3 separate regions of the Homo sapiens genome follow, and all the other regions are linked to region 1. Evidence: chromatin contacts called from ENCODE Hi-C or POLR2A ChIA-PET data. All regions are on one chromosome and are shown on one strand. The core of a region is the stretch at or near the end of the contact, and the rest is flanking DNA. Distances in the headings are between cores, read along the strand shown.

The links. Hi-C counts contacts between places; a loop is a spot of excess contacts on that map. ChIA-PET counts read pairs that join two places held with the same protein, here RNA polymerase II (POLR2A). Pooled maps may share reads with other maps.
Region 2: a pooled map shows a loop between it and region 1 (5-fold over the local background). The contact joins two enhancer-like sites. A Hi-C loop is called at or near these places in 7 of 50 pooled maps. POLR2A ChIA-PET finds 5 or more read pairs at or near these places in 2 of 52 experiments (activated T-cell and activated naive CD4-positive, alpha-beta T cell).
Region 3: a pooled map shows a loop between it and region 1 (4-fold over the local background). The contact joins two enhancer-like sites. A Hi-C loop is called at or near these places in 1 of 37 single-sample maps with no recorded cell type and 3 of 50 pooled maps. POLR2A ChIA-PET finds 5 or more read pairs at or near these places in 1 of 52 experiments (AG04450).

What each region holds. Positions count from the first base shown.
Region 1 is chr10:88,900,346-88,903,045 of GRCh38, reverse strand. STAMBPL1 (STAM binding protein like 1) reads right to left here. Exons shown (of 11, transcript NM_020799.4): 2 at 1,308-1,390. The coding sequence starts at 1,337. Among named protein-coding and RNA genes, the nearest start is that of STAMBPL1, 21 kb to the right of the region's middle. RefSeq lists enhancers at 861-960, 1,091-1,140. Within about 2 kb of position 1,350, at least 4 of the 41 ENCODE cell types and tissues checked have a DNase peak (open chromatin) inside an H3K27ac peak, as active enhancers do.
Region 2 is chr10:89,162,442-89,165,141 of GRCh38, reverse strand. No RefSeq gene overlaps it. Among named protein-coding and RNA genes, the nearest start is that of CH25H, 44 kb to the left of the region's middle. RefSeq lists an enhancer at 1,514-1,563. Within about 2 kb of position 1,326, at least 9 of the 41 ENCODE cell types and tissues checked have a DNase peak (open chromatin) inside an H3K27ac peak, as active enhancers do.
Region 3 is chr10:89,349,799-89,352,498 of GRCh38, reverse strand. It overlaps a transcript of LIPA not described here. Among named protein-coding and RNA genes, the nearest start is that of IFIT3, 23 kb to the right of the region's middle. RefSeq lists an enhancer at 767-866. Within about 2 kb of position 1,443, at least 26 of the 41 ENCODE cell types and tissues checked have a DNase peak (open chromatin) inside an H3K27ac peak, as active enhancers do.

The DNA.
Region 1 (2,700 bases), core at 101-2,600:
TAAGTATGACTCCTTCCTCTGGAGAGGTGGAAATGGGTCAGTCTTTATTAACCATAGTGGAACAACAACATGGGGACAGAAAGTGAAAATGTTTCTGCAATTGTCTACCTTTCCAAATATACTCTGAAGACAACTAATTTTTGTGAATGACTTTCTTGGTCAAGAAAAAACATTAGGGGCCGGGTGCGGTGGCTCACACCTGTAATCCCAGCAATCTGGGAGGCCGAGGTGGGCTGATCACGAGGTCAGGAGATGGAGACCATCTTGGCTAACACGGTGAAACCTGTCTCTACTAAAAATACAAAAAATTAGCTGGGCGTGGTGGCGGCAGCCTATACTCCCAACTACTCAGGAGGCTGAGGCAGGAGAATGGCATGAACCTGGGAGGTGGGGCTTGCAGTGAGCCGAGATTGTGCCATTGGCACTCCAGCCTGAGTGACAGAGCGAGACTCCGCCTCAAAAAAAAAAAGAAAAAACATTAGGTCACAACCTATTTCAGTACAAGAACCAGGCCCTCTCTTTCTTTATGTCCTGGTGCTAGTCTTTGTGCGTACAGGGTATTTAGTATACTGCAGCTCATGGGGCTACTCCTACAAGGTCACCATGAGTGGCTGGGGAGGGTCATCAAGAGGAGGAAAATGGGAATGACAGTTTCCATTTATCGTACCATCCTGGTAGGCTAGGACCATCAAAAATATTGTTTCCAATTGTCATTGAGCAAAAAGTACAAAATCAGGGCCATGGAGATTACATAATGTGTCTATATTCACACTCAGAGACTGATCTAGGACACAGAATAAGCCCATGTGATGTAGCTAGAGAAAGTGTGCACAGTGCTGGGCAGTGAGGGGAAAAGTGAGAAGAACAAGAGCTTCAAGTACAAAGACATTTACACGAGGATCCAAAGCAGTACCTAGGTGTTATGTATGTTTTTCTCAGTTAACGCCATACAAGGTGAGCCTCCAATTCTTATCCATAAAGTAGCTGAGGCACAAAGAGCTTTAAGTAGCTCCTCAGATATCAACTCTGAAATTCTTCTCTCCGGTGTTTTGCCAAAGGACTACACTCCTGGAATCTAGCTAGATAAACTAAAATTTTAGACTTTTGTGGAAAATAAAATTTATTTTTAAGTCTTACAAAGATAGCTTTATTAGTCACTTCCTCAAAGAAGACAACCACACAGATGGATGAAAAACTACAAGTGCTAAACTTCTTAAAGTAATTGTGACTCATTTCACATTTGTATGTTTCTGTTCTTCTTTTTGGGCTTTCCAACCAAATGTTAGATATCAGCTGGTGTGACCTACCAGAGAATTCACAGTAAAAGGCTGATCCATGTTGTCTTATCTGTGAAATGAGGATGTTCACTGTTTCTTCTCAATCACTTCATCTGTTTCAAAAACAAGAAGCAGAACTAAAGTTATTTTTTGAGACCCAAGTTTGAAATCCCAAACCCCAGGGTTATCTCTGCCTCAGACAAACAGGAACAAATTGAAATAACCTATATAACCTGAGTGTTTAGAGAGACTGTTGGAAATCTCTTCCTGAAAATACAAAACTGCAAGTGGTTATAGTTTCCTGAAGCTGATCTTTAAAAGTGAAGGTGTGAAAATAATTCACATTTGACTGACACCCAGTATGAATCTGCTGCGGGATACCTTACTTAGAACTCTATGCAAGGTTATAAAGTAGGTTTGCTTTCTTCAAAGGAATAAAGAAGATAATACTGATTAGAAGCATGGACTGTTAAACTTAGAGCCAGTCTGGATTTAAACTCAACCTTAGAACTATAACAGGCAGAATTCTAAGATAGCTCTGTGATTCCTGCCCCTTGATATCTGTAGGTTTGTGTAATCCTCTCCACTTGAGTGTGTTTAAGACCTGTAGTTGGCTTCTAACCAATAGAAGACAGCAAAGGTCATGGAATATTATTCCCATGAATATGTTGAATCACATGACAAAGATGAAGAGATATTGTAGATATAAGAATCCCCCTAATAATGTTAAGCTAATTAAAAGAAAAATTATCCTGAGTGGTCTGGATCTAATCAGGTAAGACCTTTAAAAGAAGTAGATTCTCTCCTGCTGGCCTTAAAGACTCAGCCACCACAAGTTCCAAAGCTGCAAGGAAATTAATTCTGCCAATGATCATACAAGCTTGGAAGATGACTGCAAGCCTCTGATGAGACTCTAGCCCATGTCAACAAGTCAATTGCTGCCTTGTGAGACCATGAGTAGAGGATCTAGATAAGCTGTGCCTAGACTCCTGAACCAAAAAGCAGCAAGATAATACATGTATATTTAAGCCTTTAATTTCATAAAAATTTGTAAAGCAGCAATAGAAAACAAATATGTTTAGCTGTGTGACTGCAGGGAAGTTATATAGCCTTTCTGTGCATCTACAAAATGGGAGAAACAGTGGTTCCTACATCATGTGGTTGTTCTAGGATCAAATGAGTTAGCACATAAAGTCTTTAGAGTATCAATAGCTCCTAGCATATAGTCAATATTTTATCAATGTTAGCTATTATTAGAATCTTTATTTTATAGTTGAGACAACTGAGGCTCAGAGAAGTCAAGTGAATGTACCCAAGTTTAAATATTAATTCAATAAATATTAGTAATTCCCATCCTTTTTATGCTAGTTTAGGTCAAGCTCTGTATCACCACTTTCCACTTCTAAATTTATTTTGTCCTTTA
Region 2 (2,700 bases), core at 77-2,576, 260 kb before region 1:
GGTTCAGGTAGCGTACGTACACTCACTCCAGTAAGACATCCCTAGTGGCCATATCAGGACTCCACACAGCTGCTACCATTCCCACTGCAGGACTTTGCATACCATTACCTGGAAGTGCTTGGGATCCTCCAAGTACTTCTATTGCTTCGCATTTTTTTCCATTTGGAGGATAAGCCTTATGTCTGTCATGATATTCTGTGAGGCAGAGTTTATTCCTACTTCTTTTCTTTGAAGCTGTTTTTACTCCTCCTCCTCCTCCTCATTCATCTCTTATTCTCAGCCTCCTCATCATTCCTCCTCCTTCTCCTCTTTCCTCCTCTTCTCCATTCAACTCCTCTTCCCTTCCTCTTCTTCCTTACCATCCTCTTTCTTCATTTCTTTTCACCTTCCTCTCCTTGCTCCAACTCTTTTCCCTTCAACTCTTCCTCCTCTTCCTTCTTGTTGTTCTATATCTTCTTTTATGTTCCCTTCATCTTTGGCTTTGATGGTCTTCAGTGGGATCATCACTATTTTGTGTAACATGGGACACTGTTTATTCATTAATTCAACAAATTCTTCCGAGGTGCTCATTACATACCAGGATTTGAGCTTGGTGCAAGGGTCATGACAGTGAATGAGGTCCCAGCACTGTCCTGGTAAATTTTTGACACTTGTGGAAAGAGAGACAAGTAAGCCATTGGTTAGGATGTTGTGCAATGCAGGCTATAACAGGTGGAAGAGAAGGTGCTACTTGAACACACACAATGACTCTTTAAGTCAGTTTTGGGGTGTAGGGGAAGTAGTGAAGGCTTCCTAGAGGATCTGATATTTAAAGTGAGACCTAAGCGCGCAGATGCTTCCTCTGTGGAGAGCTTTATACTTACTGTTAGTTCTAAAGACACAGCTTCCTTTTTCTAACACTCTTGTCTCAGCTTTGGTTACTTAGACGTTATAAGGTTCTTGATATCTTATTGTATTTCCTCTAACCCTGCTACAAATTCTTCATTTTTTCCAATGTGTTCAACTTTGAAGAAGCATCCCTCTGTTCACTCCACTTCTCCTTGAATACAGCATTGAGTTGCATTATTGCAAACAGAGCTGGTTCTGACTTTTCCTCCCACCCCCTAATACCACAAATTTAGTGGTAGAACCACAAGTAGAATTTCCAGTGAAGAACTCTCTACTAGATGACACTGAATCAAACCTAACAGTGCTATCAATTAAAATTCATGTACTCTGTTGCATAAACAGGCGATTACATAAGTTGTGTGCTGACGGAGCAGTGTTGAGACACGCTGTCTGGCAATTGGTCTCTCTCGTTTGGTTGCAAGTTTCAGTTTCCTGGCAAGTCTTGTTTCGCCGTCCATCTGGTACAAGTGAGCACAGCAAGACAGCCAGGGTGAGCAGAAAGCCCACAGATACAGGAAAAGGTACTTAGCTTGCAGGTGATGTCAGTTCTTTCAGACAACTAGTCACTTTTTCCTTTCTGAAACTAGATTACAACCTATTTGTCTTTGGAGAGTTGACTGCTAGTGACACTGAAATTTTGGCTTAATTTGCAGACTGGGATGATGAGCATCTATTTTAGCTTCTTAGGGACATGCATAGAGCTGCTTATCTTGCTTGGCACAGGACATAGTTCTACTTTACATAAAGGTAACCACTAAGATTGGCCTTACCAGGGAGGAGAATAGAAAGCTGCCTCTGAGAAGTGCCAAGCTGAGACCCACACTTACTACATTCTATCCAGGGCCAGTCCTGCCTCAGCCACCAGCACCAAGGTTACTACAGCCTGAGTTTAGGTCATGTAATTTCAGTCTCTTTGGCAGCTTCATTAACTCTGAGTTCAACTGCTTCATCTGTGAAATGAGAATAATAACATTTACCTTGCATGATTGTTTTAAAAATTAAATAATTTCAGGGCATACATTAGATGTGCAATAGATATTCCATTTATTATTCATGGAATGTTTATTGAGCATCTACTATGAGCCAGGCACTGTGTTAGGTATGGAGTCTTGCACTTAACGTGATTATAGGTAATCTCATGGAGGAGACAACAATTTTTTACAGATAATTATACTAAGAATGCAATCGTTACAATAAAAATTAAGAAAATAAGCAGAGGAAATTAGTTGCTGCCACCTCTTAACCTTAGGTTCACTGCTAAATTCAAAATAAATTAGAAGTTATAATCTCTAAATATATCATGAGCAAGTAACATCATACTTTGGCAGTTCATTTCTTTGCAGCAAATTGGAGCCATTACATAATGGGTTTTATGATATATACCAGAAAAGTTCAAAGAGGGGTCTGGTGGATGATCCTTTGTTTTGCTTACATCCAAACCAAACAAAGCAACTAGTTAACTCAGCAACAAATCAACCAACCAACAGACATAAAAGAATTAAGCAGTAAGATGTTGCTAACATTACAGAAAACAATTGCCTTGACCTTTATCACAGAATCAAATAAAAATGATGAGAATAACTGATATTTATTAAGTTCTTTTCATACCCCAACTCCATGCTAAGCACTTTCCTGTATGTTCCTATTTATGCTTCATAATTCTTCCAGATGTAGTTTAATATCCATATTTTATAGCTGAAAGAATTAGTTAGAGAACAACTTGCCAAAAGTCACATTGTATAAAAGAGGCAAAGCTGAGATTCAAGTAAAGATTGTTATAACTGAAAAACCTGGTGCCTTAACCAGTACACC
Region 3 (2,700 bases), core at 194-2,693, 450 kb before region 1:
GAATGAGGTGTCCAAATACACATATTCGATAAGCTATAGGAGGAGTCATGAATATTCATGAAAGGGAAAATATGCACATGTGCAATTGAGCCTCGTGCCTTTCCATGAATCATATGTACAAAAAATGGTGGTGTTAGCGTGATCCATGGGTGGAGTTTTTGGCCTTCTTGTGTCAAAAGGTGAGGTAGAGGACATGAAAACCCGCACTGCCCTTCCTCTGTGATTGGGCCAAAACTGGACTGGAGATAGAGGTCAATTTTTAGAAAGGGTTGCCTTGTGAAACTGGCGAGCTGTCACATTGAAACTGCAAAGAGGGAGGGGGAGTCGAGCAGTGGCTTCAGATGATTGGCTAAAGGCAATAAAGGAATGTGTCCTCTATTTCTTGTTTTCCAGAGCTGGTTTCTGCTTACTCCTTAGGAAAGAATTCTGGTTAAAGATTAATAAGGAAGGGGTGTGTCTGACTTTACATTCCATCGTGGCCGGGCACTCAGTTTTTAAGGTTTCCCTGGGGTCCCCGTGGCCAAGAGGGGGTATATTATGTTCAGTTGCTTGTGGGGCTTAGGATTTTATTTTTATTTCTCAGACGTTGTCTCCAGATGGAGACACACTGAGTTTGAAAAATCAATTTTTAGTTGCTAGAGAGCCCTTGTGATGTCAGATGTCTGAATCTTTAAGGCTGATGATGTTCCAGGGTGATGCGCGTATTTTTTGAGTGGGTCAATTAAGACTCTAAGCCTGACAAAATAAAAAGGGCCTGGGAAAGCATTTCTTGTCCCTTGGACTTGGACCATGGCTCTCTGACTCTAAAGTATCTTGGTTTTGTTGCTGCAGGAAGAAAAGAAGCTGTCTCCTTTGAAATCCAGAATTCACATATTCTAATTGCCTGTTCTGACTCTAAACTGAAACCTGTGGCTGCCTGTTGTTAGGTGGTTTCAGCCTTAGTTTGTGTTGTGCTGAACTGAAAGCAGACATAGGCTCTGTGGACAGAACTCAGATTCTGGGATCCTTGCAAATCACTGCTCTGTGGAGCCCTAATTTATAAAATCGTCATGGATACTTTTTGGGCTTTTCTGGACTATTTGGATTTTTCTCTGATTAGGCCATCTGAAATCCAGTTGCTGATTACATATTTATGATTGTAGGAGAGGAAAAAAACCATTCTGTGCATTAAAGATTTTTATTGAGACAGGGTTTCTGCTCTGTTGCCCAGGCTGGAGTGCAGTGGCATGATTACAGCTGACTGTAGCCTCAACCTCCTGGGCTCAAGCCGTCTTCCTACCTCAGCCTCCTGAGTAGCTGGGACTACAGGCATGTGCCACCACACCTCGCTAATTTTTGTATTTTTTATAGAGACATGGTTTTGTCATGCTGCCCAGGCTGATCTCAAACTCCTGGGCTCAAGTGATCCGCCCACTTCAGCCTCCCAAAGTTCTGGGATTACAGGCGTGAGCCACTGCGCCTGGCTCAGCAAACATTATTTCCTCTTCCCGTCTTAGGTTCATAGGCTGGGGCCCTACTGAAACAGAAATTAAAAGAAATGAAAGAGTGTGTAAGCAAAAACTCAGTTGTATGTAAGAAAACCCAACTCCCCCTGAGAAAGAGAAAGAACTGGAGTCCTTTAAAAAATTAACTGCCTGTTTTTCTGTGGCTAGTAAGCCTTATCTCTCCTCCCTTCCCAGGCATTGTGAAGACTCTGTTTCCCTAGCTATGCAACTGCAAGTTCACTAGACAGATAAACTCAAGTCGCAAAACATGCTTTTCCTTAAAAAGTAAGAAATGATGTAATGCATGTCTCAATTGAATAACTGCCTTTGTTTCTCTCTTCTGTAGTATCCTTCCCCCTGCACAGATCTCCCCCCAACCCCCTGCAAGAAATGCTTAAAAGGTAACTTCAGGCCAGGCACGGTGGCTCACACCTATAATCCCAGCAATTTGGGAGGCTGAGGTGGGCGGATCACGAGGTCTGGAGTTCGAGACCATCCTGGGCAACATGGTGAAACCCCTTCTCTACTAAAAATACAAAAAATGAGCTGGACCTGGTGGCATGCGCCTGTAGTCTCAGCTACTCGGGAGGCTGAGGCAGGAGAATCGCTTGAACCTGGGAGGCGGAGCTTGCAGTGAGCCGAGATTGCGCCATTGCCCTCCAGCCTGGCCACAGAGCAAGACTCCGTCTTAAAAAAAAAGGTAACTTCACTCTTTGTTCAGGGCTCAGTCCTTTAGATGTTAATCTGACTGGGCCGGTGCACCTAAATAATTAATAAATATCATATCCTCCTGAACCCCATCAGTCTCTTCACACCAGAGAACTCAGTGATGAGCAAGTGAAAGAAGTGGCTAGAACTTCAGACTTATTGAGCATCTTAACAAAATAACAATACATTTGTAGAGAAGTGGCCAGACAAAAAAGAAGGAACTTTGAACTTTGAGGGGTGTCAAATTGTGCAAAGACAAATATTTGGGGAAACTAATGGTAGATGAGGGCTAGTTACTAAGATTTGTTTGTGTAGACTTTGTCCAGTGATAAGGTTGTTATCCCGTTTCTTGAATGGAAGTAGGGGTTGGGGATACCATCACAAGAGACGTTTATATTCTGCTTTCAGGCAGACAGAAGTAGGGCAGACAACTCATCCTGCGTCTGCTTTTTTTCAATTCCCTTTAACTCAAAATAATTCTTATGTCAAAATGGCATGTTTTGGGGTG